2 separate regions of the Mus musculus genome follow, and region 2 is linked to region 1. Evidence: chromatin contacts called from ENCODE Hi-C or POLR2A ChIA-PET data. All regions are on one chromosome and are shown on one strand. The core of a region is the stretch at or near the end of the contact, and the rest is flanking DNA. Distances in the headings are between cores, read along the strand shown. Region 1 overlaps Aox2 (aldehyde oxidase 2). Region 2 holds the start of Bzw1 (basic leucine zipper and W2 domains 1).

Region 1 (6,232 bases), core at 2,306-4,805:
CCAGAGCAGCACAAGTTAGCCATGTCTCAAAAAACAAAACAAAACAAAACAAAACAAAACAAAACAAAACAAAAAACAAAACCAAAAGAATAAATGAACTTGAAGATATGATACCATTGAAACTGTAGATATCAGTGGACTGGAGGCCTGGGTTCCTACCCCAGCCCACCATCCTCCTTTGCTCTTAGGTAAATTGCCCACCTCCGAGGGACTCTTCAGTCAAGCCCAGAAATCAATCTAGAACAGCTCTTACCAACTGTGGTGAGAATATCCTACTCCCTACCAAGACAGACAGGCAGGCAGGCAGGCAGGCACACATACATACACACGCATACTCGCCAGGACACACACACGCGCACACGCACACACACACACACACACACACACACACACACACACACATGAAACTGATAATATCCAGATGCATTTCTGGCTGACACAATTTAAAGGATTTTAAGGCAATGCTCAGAGGCCAAGGGTATGGCTAAACAGCTTCAGTATGCAAGGCAGCTCCTACAATAAATGATCATGTGACTTAAAATGTCGATAGTGTCAGGAAGCAAAGACACTAGACAACCTTTAATAACTAAAGGAAAGGAAGAGCAAATTAAAATAAAGGTCAACTTTGTTTGCCTTGCTTTACGTAGATCATGACAAAATTCAGATAAAACCTCACCAAGGAGTGAGGTATAAAGTCTCCCTTAAGCTGGGCAGTGGTGGGCAGTGGTGGCACACACCTTTAATCCCAGCACTTGGGAGGCAGAGGCAGGCGGATTTCTGAGTTCTAGCCCAGCCTGGACTACAGAGTGAGTTCCAGGGCAGCCAGAGTGAGTTCCAGGACAGCCTGGGCTACACAGAGAAACCTTGTCTGAAACAAACAAACAAACAAAAAGTCTTCCTTAAAAATCTTTGGGGAGAGCCTGCAGAGATGACTCAGGGGGTTAAGAGCACTGGCTGCTCTTCCAGAGGTCATGAGTTCAATTCCCAACAACCACATGGTGGCTCACGACCATCTGTAATTGGATTCAATGCCCTCTTCACATAAAATAAATAAATAAATCTTAAAAAAAAATTCTTTGGAGAAACTTCTAGATAGGAGTTGTTACATCTCAAACCCTGACAAATGACTAACATTTAACATACCAAAGTAGACCCGGCTGCCAGGTTCTCCCAGCATCCCTCAGTATTAAAAGATATGGCTGGCATACCTTAAATTTCTCTAGCCCAGGGCCTGGTCTGCCCTTCCTATATAATACAACCATTTTGGTTACCAGCCCCTTTTGGTCTACCCTCTACCCCTGTGGCCTATTGGTCACCTGGCCCTCTCTCTTCTGTCTCACATGGCCTGGTCATGTTCACTCTGGACTCTCCCAGATATCTGCCTTTGCTCACCCTTTCTCTACCTTTTCCTAGGAACAGTCACATCTTTTTTTCTTACTTACTTTTATTCTCCATTCAGGAATAAATTGATTTTCTTTTCTGAAACAAGAAAAATATATCTGCTGGAATTCCATCATTTCCAAACTGAATTCCCCTTCAGCCTAGGTATCGCCTCTGGACTTGGGTTGGCGAAGCCATCACAGACTCAGAGGGAGGGGCACCAACAGGTCCTTCTGACTCTGGCTGGTCTAGAAGCCATCTGAGGGGGGAAGGCCAGAGGCAGCCCAGAGCCTACAGAGAACAGCTTCAGGTTAAGAGTACCCAGGCAGTGCACCCAGCATGGTAGGCATGCCGGTAATCCCAATACTCAATAGGTAGATGGAGAAGGAACATGAATTAATGCCAGCCTAGGCTACAAAGCAAGATCTCTCTGGAAAACACACAAGGACCAAGAAGGACATGGTGATGAGTGAGTGCCTATGGTACTGGGGAGGTAAAAGCAGGAAGATATGTGGATATTCAAAGCCAGCCTGGTCGACTCCATGGTGCATTTTACAGTCCAGGTTCCACAGTAAGACCTTGTCTCGGAAACCAAAAAATGAAAACAAAGATTGGGGATAAAAGTCAGCAAGAAAATGCTTGCTTAGTGTGCACACAGCCCCTGGTTCAATTCCCACCACCACCAAAAACAAAACAAAAACCACAAATACAGAAACTTTTCTGAAAAAGAAGACGGCTCTGGTTATTTTGGGTGCGTTCATGGAAGGTAACAATTATCAGAAGCAAAGAATGGCTGTCCCCTCAGACAGACCGTGGAGGGGGTCTCTGTCTCTCCACAGAACCCAGTTCTCCTCTCCTTATTGTCCTTCACCTGCCCGCATGGCCCTCGAATTCCTGCCTGTTGCCTACACGTGAAGGTCTGTCATCGCCCAAGTCTTCCTCTCCTACACTACTGTACTATAGTATAGTATACACTACTGTACTATAGGTTAGTATATACTACTGTACTGTAGTAGAGTATACACTACTGTACTATGGGTTAGTATATACTACTGTACTATAGTATATTATACACTACTGTACTATGGGTTAGTATATACTACTGTACTATAGTATAGTATACACTACTGTACTTGTTAGTATGTTATCCGCTAACACAAGCCAGGGTCCTCTGGGAAGAGGAACTTCAACTGAGAGAATGTTTCTATCAGACTGGCTGGTAGGTGAGTTTGTGGGGGCATTTTCTTGACTCAGGATTTGATGGGGGGTGGGGGAGCCACTGTGGTCAGTCCCACCCTGGGCAAGTGGTCCTGGGTTCTATAAGAAAGCAGGCTGTGCAAGCCAGTAAGCAGCATCCCTCGATGGCCTCTGCATTGGTTTCTGCTTTGAGCTCCTGCCCTGACTCTTCTTCATAATCAGGATCTGTAAGCCAAATAAGCTCTTCCCAAATGGCTGGTGATTCTGTTGTTTCCCCCCAACAATGAAAAGCTCAGGCAAGTATGCTGCTTCCCTTAGCCCCAGGGGCATAATGAGGAACTATTTCCCCCTCTGCTTATGAAGCTGGCAAGGTCAATCCATTGACTGTTCTAATAATGGTGCCCTTCTCTTACCCCACAGAAACACATGGACTGCACGTACATGTAAGCAAGTGTGCATCCCTTCCCATAGAACAAATACTTAACCCAGACAGAACTGAAGATGTAGAAAGTTCCCATTTAAGAAGTGATTTATAAAGCCAGGCGGTGGTGGCGCCTTTAATCCCAGCACTTGGGAGGCAGAGGCAGGCGGATACAGTGCTGAACAAGATGACGCCCTGTCCCAAAGTAGCTTGTTGTCTACTATAGAAGCTTTTAAAACAAATGCACTGTAGAGGCAGGTGACCTCTGTGAATTCATTCTGATCTACATAGTGAGTTTCAGACCAGCCAGAGCCACAAAGTGAGACCCTGTCTCAAAAGGCCAATAAAATAGACAAATGTGTTTTCTTGCAGGGCCTCGGGGAGTCTGGGATGTTCCTAGGGTCATCTGTGTTTTTTGCCATTGTTGATGCGGTGGCTGCGGCACGGAGACAAAGAGACATAGCGGAGGACTTCACAGTGAAGAGCCCAGCAACCCCAGAGTGGGTGCGGATGGCCTGTGCAGATCGGTTCACGGACATGGTAGGGAGCTGCTCTGTTCCTGCAAGCTCACTGCAACTTCCTGCTCCCTTGGCTTCTGTGTCAGTTTGTGACCTAACCTGTGTCTAATCAAGCTATAAAGTGATAGGGCGTGGTAGTAAATGCTTGCAATCCTGGCAGCTGGGAGACTGAGGCTGAATTGTCCTGTAGTGGCTCAGACATTCATCCTAGTCTCCTGAACACAGCAATGAGGACAGTCATCTGCCTCCAACCAGTGCCTCCTCCACGGACAGAGGCAGGAACCAGACACCTCTCAACTCAGGGCTCCTGCATAGCACTCTCCTGGTCTTGCTCATCACAGGGCCACTGTAAGATCACCTTGTCTCTTACTCAAAAGCTTAAGCACATGTGACCTTCAAAACAGTGCTCTGGGTCCCATTTTACAGGGTAGGCATCCTTTTCTGGAGTGGACGCAGAGCAAGGAAAGTAAACGCACGTAATAAAGAGCGCCTCGGAAATTTCACTGCTCATCCGAGCCTCCTTCTCAGCCTCCTCACAGCCTGACTGCTGGAAAATGGCCTCCTGCATTTCCCCAGATTCAGACTGTTTTTAGCCAGCGCGTTGTTTGGCAGAGCTGTCACATACAGTGGGAAGGAGTGACTCACTTAGCTCTTACTCACAGTTCAGGCCAGGCGGCTGGGCTCCGAGGCACATGGGGTGAGACAGCATTTTCTGCCAAGTCTGATAGTTCCTTGCTGAGACCTTGTCAATACACCCTGGTGGACACCAGTTGTCTACTAACTATGCAATGCCCATCAATCAGACACTTTTCTCAATGTGAAAGTAGTCTCAAACTTTCTAAAATATTCATCAATGGCTCCTAGATATCGCTTCATAGTAGGGCCTATATTTAATATTGTAAGGCTCATTTTAATAGTGTTTTACATTTTGTCTTTATAAAAGTAACACATGCTATGCTTGATGGAGCACTTGAGGGGAAGGGTGGATAGGCTTGTCAGTTCAAGGCCAGCCTGGTCTACACAGTGGTTCCCAGAATAGCCTGGTCTACATAATAAGACACTGTATAAGAAAGAGAGAAAGAAAGAAAGAAAGAAAGAAAGAAAGAAAGAAAGAAAGAAAGAAAGAAAGAAAGAAAGAAAGGGGAGAAAGAAAGAAAGAAAGAAAGAAAGAAAGAAAGAAAGAAAGAAAGAAAGAAAGAAAGAAAGAAAGAAAGAAAGAAAGAAAGGGGAGAAAGAAAGAAAGAAAGAAAGAAAGGGGAGAAAGAAAGAAAGAGAGAGAAAGACATGTCCACTTTAGAAAAAGAGTAAGATGGAACTTGAAATCAACCATAATCCTTTCAACCAGAAATGACTGTTTGTTGTGAGAATGTGCATGTGTGTTTGGTACATGTGTGCGTGCTCTTGTGTGTATACTTGTGTTCATGTGTGTTTGAGTGTAGAAGCCAGGCCTGATACTGACACTGGGCATCTTCCTAGATTGATCTCCATCTTACATTTTTAGAATTTATTTTCTTACTTATCTATTTGATATTTATTTATTTATGTGTCTTTGCACATATATGCCTGCCTCTGTGTGCAGATATCTGCAGGCACCCACTGAGGCCAGAAGACAGCACTGAATTCTTGGGAGCTGGAGTTACAGGCAGTTGTAAGCCTGTGAGTTACCTGACATGGCGTTTGGAAATGAAACTCTAGTCCTCTGAGTTAACCATTGGGCTATCCCTCAAGCACCATTACTATTACTTACTGTTATTATAATTCTAAATAAAATTCCCTAGAGCTCTCTGGTCGGTTGGCTAAACCAGTGGTTTGCAAACTTCCCAATGCTGCAACCTTTAATATGGTTCCTCATGTTGTGGCGACCCCATCCATAAGAGTTGTCTTAGTCATGGTGTCTCTTCACGGCAATAGGGCATAACTACGCTTCTGAAAGCCCAACTCCTCCAGCAAGGCCCCCTAGCACCTCTAAATAGTGCCACTTCCTAATGACTAAGCATTGAATATTTGCGCCTATGGGAGCCATTGTTTTGTTTTGTTTTGTAGACAGGGTTTCTCTGTGTAGCCCTGGCTGTCCTGGAACTCATTTTGTAGACCAGGCTGGCCTCAAACTCAGAAATCCTCCTGCCTCTGCCTCCCAAGTGCTGGGACTAAATGAGTGTGCCACCCCTGCCCGGCTATGGGGGGCCATTCTTATTCAAACCACTATACCCTTTTTGAGATCAGTGTGAGCTGTCAGCAAAGAGGAAATAACTCAAAGCCAGCCTTGAGCGAAGTGTCCCAAGGAGAGCAAATTGACAGTGTTTTACAGGAGGCAAGAAACACACAAAATAATCTGCAGGAAATGTCAATATTCCTCTATCCAGTGAAAAGCAGCCATGGGTACATACTTGTGATACCAGCCCTTGGGGGCTGAAGCAGAAGGGTCATGTTTTGAGGCCAGCCTGGGCTACATTGTCAGATCCTGTTTTTAAAAAAAAATTGTGTGAGATGTGTGTATACAAACACATATATGTGTATGTAAGTGTATTATGTAATTTTTGTACATGGGGTGGCTGTAGATAGATAGATAGATAGATAGATAGATAGATAGATAGATAGATAGATAGATGGATGGATGGATGGATGGATGGACGGACAGACAGACAGATAGATGGGTCTGCTGCCTCAGATCCTTTTACTGACATCCTGTAAAGCTCCAGATAGCTCAGAGTTCAAA
Region 2 (6,232 bases), core at 1,401-3,900, 34 kb after region 1:
TCAAAGGTTTTTCATTATAAACATCTGTGGAGGTAGACTGAGATGTGGCTGTCGGTAGAGTGCTCATTTAGCATACACTAACTCCTGGGTTCAGTCCCAAGCATGAATGGATAAGATCAAGGATAAGATCTCTCTCTCTCCCTCTCCCTCTCTCTCTCTCTCTCTCTCTCTCTCTCTCTCTCTCTCTCTCTCTCGGGAACAGGTATTATTGTCTAACTCTGACTTGAAACTATGACTGCCTGTGTCTCCTGGGTGCTGGGATTAGAAGCATGCACCATGGGCTGGAGAGATGGCTCAGCAGTTTAAGAGCATTGACTGCACTTCCAGAGGTCCTGAGTTCAATTCCTAGCAACCACATGGTGGCTCACAACCATCTGCAATGGGATATGATGCTCTCTTCTGGTGTGTGTGAAGAAAGCAATAGTGTACTCATATGCATAAACTAACTAAATAAAACTTTAAAAACAAAAAAAAGCGTGCACCGGGCTGGTGAGATGGCTCAGCAGGTAAGAGCACCCGACTGCTCTTCCGAAGGTCTGGAGTTCAAATCCCAGCAACCACATGGTGGCTCACAACCATCTGTAACGAGATCTGACTCCTTCTTCTGGAGTGTCTGAAGACAGCTACAGTGTACTTACATATAATAAATAATAAATAAATCTTAAAAAATGTTTAAAAAAAAAAAGCGTGCACCACGGCTGGAGCTTGAGTGTATGGCTTGTATGGCTAGTTACCTTGCTCCACAGACCCTTCCTTCATTTCCCATGTGCTGATTACAGGTGGGCTGCCATAAACACTTAGCTTTTATGTGGTATTTGAGAATTAGAACTTGAGTCCTCATACTGTGTTGCAAACATTTTACATAGAGTCATCTCCCAAGCCGAGTTTTAAGGTCCTGACTCCTTATTGGATGTGATAAAGCCACCAATGGTATAAGAAGGTGGAAAGCAGTGTTCCTGTGGTTTTTCATGAAAACCCAGGAACTCAGACACTGATGAGAAGGGCCTGAGTTACATTTAGAAAGATCACCCTGGAAATGTAAAGAAAGACACAGTGCAACAAGGAAGGCTCATTTAGTCACGGGAACAGAAATCCCAATTAACTGGGCTTGGTGACTGATGTCTCTAATGCCAGTACCTGGAAAGCTGATACAGGAGGATTGCCAGGTCAAGGCCAGCCTGGGCTACTTAGCAAGACCCTGTCTCAAAAATACAAAGGCAGGGTGTAAATCAGGACTGTACTGGAGAGGAGACCGAATTGGGAAATGTGGCCAATGCGGAGGGAAGCTTTATGAGTAACGGGTTTGGCTATTCACCGTTTTTTGTGTCTCTAGCTCAGCTCAGTGTGTGACCTGGCAGTTTATTATATTGGTGGACCAGGCCGCTGGGGGGCCGTTCACTGGCAAGTTAACTGACCTATATGCCTTCTTTTCCCAACAAGACTAACAAGTGTCAAAGTCATAGGGCAGTTTCAAGGACTCAACGCAGTTAAGTGCTTAGGAGAATGTCTGCTACACACATACTACACAAACATGGCTTTTTAATTAGTGAAATACTGTACCCTTAACACATCAGAAACAAACATAACGTGGGGGACGTGGTAGTCTATCATGCAGAGTATGAAATAAGACTTCCAAGAGAAATGCCAACGGACTCAGGGTTAGAGGATAAAGGTAGGGGAACTTAGAGCCCTGATTCCCATCATTTCCCACTATGCTCCACGGCCTGGCCTTCCTAGGTCCCACCAAAGTTCAGTCCTATGGGCCACCAGTACCTCCAAGAAGTTAGGCTGTTGCTGCTAGGCTATTTTCCCACCGCTGCTCCTTCAGCGCTCCGACCTACCAACTTGAACGGAAAAGAATTGACAGCCAAGATCCAACAAACAGCGGCTTAAAGCCTTAGAGGCAAATCCGAAACTCCAAATACAGTATATGTTAAATGCCAGTGAACAGAAGTGCCTTCCATGTACGAGTAAGAAAGATTAAAGGTTTGAGTACAGGGACGGTGGATGTCAGAAATACCCCTGGCTCTCCTAGAATTCACTCTGTAGACCAGGCTGGCCTCGATCTGGAACACGCGAGAGAGAGAGAGAGAGAGAGAGAGAGAGAGAGAGAGAGAGCGAGAGCGAGAGCGAGAAGTTGGTACATGGAAAGGGATTTTAAGGACAAATCCCGGTGTTTGGGGGATGGCGGATGAAAAGGGCACAAACCGGATGCGGGCAGTTTTATCTGTTGTCCCGGAGAATACACCTTCTGAAGGTCCTTATCTCGGGAGACTTTGTGATAAAGGCACATTCTTGAGTCCTGCACCAGAAGCAATTATAAACCCTGCGGGTGGGGGCCTCGCAATCTGGTTTTAACAAATTCCCAGTCCACCGCAGTCAGGGGACGAGCACCCCTTGCAAGGCGTGGTGACAGGCCGAGGTCAGACTTGCCCTCAGCACACCGCATCGCAGAGCAGGGAGGCCGGGCTGCAGTCCTCACCCAGGCAGAACCCTACAGACGCCCCGGCCTCTGCGCCCGCCGCCCAGCATTCCCCCTACCCCCGGGCTCCAGCTTCCGGAGGAGGGGTCTGGGCTGGACCGGGACGGACTGGTCCAACTCGCGGCCGTTGAGGGGCCGCTTCCCACTCCCATCCCCGCCCGGAGAGGGGGAGGCCGGCCGCTGCGGCGGAGGAAGGGGGACGGGCTACCCTGGTACAAGAGTCAGGGCAGCCTGGGGCTTTAGGGTGGGACAGAGACGCCTACCACCGCGGTGTTAGCCGGTGCCCCCGAGCTGCAACCCCGCGGCCTTCGGCAGGGGGGAGTGCGAACTGGCGCAGGGTAGAAATCTCGCGATAGCAGGCCTCCGGGGCGGGGGTGGCGCCTCTTCCTCCCCTCCTGCTCGCGTTAGTTCCGGTCGCAGAGGAGACAGCGCCGCAGTTGCCGCCAGCTCGGGGATTTCTGGCTCTTTTCTCTTCGCCTTAAATTCGGTGAGGCGAGCGCGGCGCAGCGCCGGGGAAGAGCGGCGCGCCGTGGCCCGGAGGAGGAGGAGGGTGGCGGCGCGGTTCGGAGGGGCCGGCGGGACCCGGGGCCTGGATCCGTGGCCCGGGCCGCCGCTCTGGAGGGCGGGCGAGGCCGCGGGGCGCCGGGGTGGCGGCGCGCCCCCGTGTGCGCCCCGGCCGGCCTGGGTAACAAAGCCGCCGCGGCCTCTGTTGGGTGATGTACGCGTGGGGAGTTCGGCGGGCGGGGCGCAGCCGCCGCCACCACCGCCGCGGCCGCCGCCTCCGCCGCTGCTTTCGCGGGAGGGCGGGCGGATGTACGGGGCGGCGGGGGCCCCGGCGCGCAGCGCCTCGGCGCCTGTGGTCCGCTCGGCGCGGCGGCCACCACCGCAGGCGACAGGGTCGGTGGAGAAGGGCCTGCGGCGCTCCGGGGCCCGCCGCCCGAGCCCCGAGAGGCGGGAGGCACGGGAAAGGGTGTGGATGTGGAGACACGTGCCCGGGGAGGAGGAGGCGGCTGGGGCTGTAGCGTTTGCGGCCAGCTCTCAGTTTTGCATCTTGGAAGGGTGCAAGCGGGCTCTGCGGCTCTCGGCGCCACTTTGGAATGAGGGCAGCGCTGATGCGGTTCAGGGCCTTTGACAGATAGCTCGTGACCGCGACAGTCCTCTAAGTTCGGGTTACTTAGAAAAAGTGGGAGATGCAAAGAACGGTGTAGGAGAGACTGAGTAGTTAGGTTTGTGGTAGGCCATTTGCCACCAGACAGGGTGATAGTAAAATGCTTTATCAAGGTGTAGTTCCAGCACTTACATCAAGGGGTTCCTGGAGAGGGAAACTTACCTGCACCCTCTCTATTGCCTGTTAACTGAAAGCGTCTTGGGCTTGCTTTAATTGTAATTTTGATTTAAGGTTTGATACTTGGTTTAAGAAGTTAATATTACTGGCACGGGTGTTTTTAAGGCCTTCTTTCTCCTTTTTCTAGGGTGTCTTTTATGAATAATCAAAAGCAGCAAAAACCAACGCTATCAGGCCAGCGTTTTAAAACCAGAAAAAGAGGTAACTATTTATTTGTAACTCACCCTCAAGCTTTCAGACATATCTTGGTTTCTCTCACAGTCAGGTAGCTGCATGTTACTAACCCGAAAATAATAGAAACTTGATTTTCTCTTTAACTTCTATTTCAGATTAACTGCTCCCTTAGTGTTTCTCTGCTTTCTCAAATTTCTTTCTTTCTTTTCTTTTCTTTTCTTTTTTTTTTTTTAGTGGCTAAAACCTGTGACTTTAAGCTCATAGTTTAAAGAAGAATTTGAACAAAGAGGGCTAATAGAAGGGGGGGGGCACTCCTAAAGTCCCTGATTTCACCTAGACTTTGTGGAGATATGTGAAAGTGACTCATTTATAGAGTGTCTCACATGGCATAGGTCTGGGAAAAGAGTGTGGGTAGAAATCAGATTTCAACTTAAAGAATTATAGAATGAGATTCACATTAATTTTTTTTTTTTTTAAGGTTTAGCAGAGTCTTAGATTGTAGCTCAGGATGGCCTCCAAATGCTAGGATTAAAGGCCTGAGCTCCTGGCAATCTGGGGATTGAATCTAGTACTCCTATCAGAGGCTCGCAGATCTCCTCTGAGTTTCAGGATAGCCAGGACTACACAAAGAAACCCTGTCTTTAAAAAACCAACACCAACAAAAGTTTTTTGTTTTTTTTTCGAGATTCTCTGTATAGCCCTGGATGTCCTGGAACTCACTTTGTAGACCAGGCTGTCCTTGAACTCAGAAATGAATTCTGCCTGCTTCTGCATCCCAAGTGCTGGGATTAAAGGTGTGCACTGCCACCACCACCCAGCAACAAAAAAAAGTTTAAATGGTATTCTTTGAAAACTGGCATTGGCCGGGCATGGTGGCATACATCTTTAATTCTTGCAGTTGGAGAGGCCAGTAAATAGAGGTCTAGTTAGTGAATTCCAGGCCAGCTAGGGCTACATAGGGCTGCTTCAAAAAGATGAAGCACACATTAACCTGTTGAGTAGTTTTGAGGAAATGGAGAATGGGCTAACTACTGGTTTTAAGGTTGTTTCTGGTTTTCTACCTTTCATAGAAAGTTTGACACAGATGACAGCATCTTTGTATATTCTCCATAGTCTGTCCCCCGGTTGTGTATTCCAGCCTTTGGTAGGTATAGTTTTAGCCAATAGATTTTCTTAAACTAAAGCAGTTTATCAATAATGAAGGAAATTGGGGCTGGAGAGATGGCTCAGCCAGTTAAGGGCACTGACTGTTCTTCCAGGTGTTCTGAGTTCAAATCCCAGTAATCACATGGTGACTTACAACCGTCCATGAGATCTGACGCCCCCTCCTGGTGTATCTCAAGTCAGCTACAGTGTACTTACATATAATAAATAAATCTTTAAAAGAAAATAAGGAAACTATTCTCTGAGTTTGTAGATTCCTAGCACTATCTTGATAAAATTGTATAACTTTTATTCTTAGCATCTGGGAGATATCACTTAAATCCAGATAAAGTGGTGTGGCATCCGCCTGTAATCCAGCACTCATACTACAGAGGCAGAAGAGTTGCCAATGTTAACTGGACCATCCTAGGATGCAAAAACCAGTCTTTGAGTGCCTCCCCCAATAACAAAAAAAGGGGGGGGGCTTATGGCCTGGTTCTAGGGATAATCATCCAGGGTTGCCTGGAGCTAAGGGGGTTTTAAAGACAGGACTTTCAGTAAAACCAAGAGAATCTTGGAAACATTTTCACTCTCATGCTGTATAAAATCAGGAATTGTCTAGTCTCAGCTGAAAAATGTGAAAACTCAGATATCATGAGTTGCCCTAAATTGGCAAGTTGGAAAGCTGGGGTGCACGGCAGTGGCTGAGTACTGCTTGGTGTGTGTGTGCCCTGGGTTCATCTCTAACCACCAGGAAAGAAGCACCTGCCTGGGGCATGTGACAGGTCTTAATTCAGTAGAGGCTAAGTGCTTTCTGCTTCGCATTATTTAATACTCAGAAACTTTTTGGGATAGATGTTAGTTTGAAAGGGAATATTGAAAATGGCTGGTTTCTGCCTTGCTGCCCATGTAGATGATCTGGGTTGATTCCTAGCACCCATATCAGTCAGCTCCCATCTTCTTGTAACTTAAGTTCCAGGGGATAACAGTGCCCTCTTCTGGTTTCCTCAGGCTCTAGGCATAGGCATGTTTACTATTTAAAAAAGAAAGTGGCTAGTTGCACAAACACAGGATATAATAGAAATCAT

Evidence for each region. A loop is a pair of places that touch in the nucleus more often than their neighbours do. ChIA-PET counts read pairs that join two places held with the same protein, here RNA polymerase II (POLR2A).
Region 2: POLR2A ChIA-PET joins it to region 1 with 48 read pairs in Patski. The contact joins the promoter of Bzw1 here to the enhancer-like site in region 1. A Hi-C loop is called at or near these places in 4 of 37 maps with a recorded cell type or tissue (gastrocnemius and mouse trophoblast stem cell). POLR2A ChIA-PET finds 5 or more read pairs at or near these places in 5 of 5 experiments (Patski and embryonic stem cell).

The regions. Positions count from the first base shown.
Region 1 is chr1:58,355,548-58,361,779 of GRCm38, forward strand. Aox2 (aldehyde oxidase 2) reads left to right here. Exons shown (of 36, transcript NM_001008419.2): 34 at 3,371-3,538. Among named protein-coding and RNA genes, the nearest start is that of Gm39644, 34 kb to the right of the region's middle. Within about 2 kb of position 3,556, at least 1 of the 3 ENCODE cell types and tissues checked has a DNase peak (open chromatin) inside an H3K27ac peak, as active enhancers do.
Region 2 is chr1:58,390,248-58,396,479 of GRCm38, forward strand. It overlaps Bzw1 (basic leucine zipper and W2 domains 1), which reads left to right and starts at 2,651. Exons shown (of 12, transcript NM_025824.4): 1 at 2,651-2,969; 2 at 3,955-4,028. The coding sequence starts at 3,965. Gm39644 (a long non-coding RNA gene) reads right to left here and starts at 2,296. Exons shown (of 3, transcript XR_003947828.1): 1 at 2,209-2,296.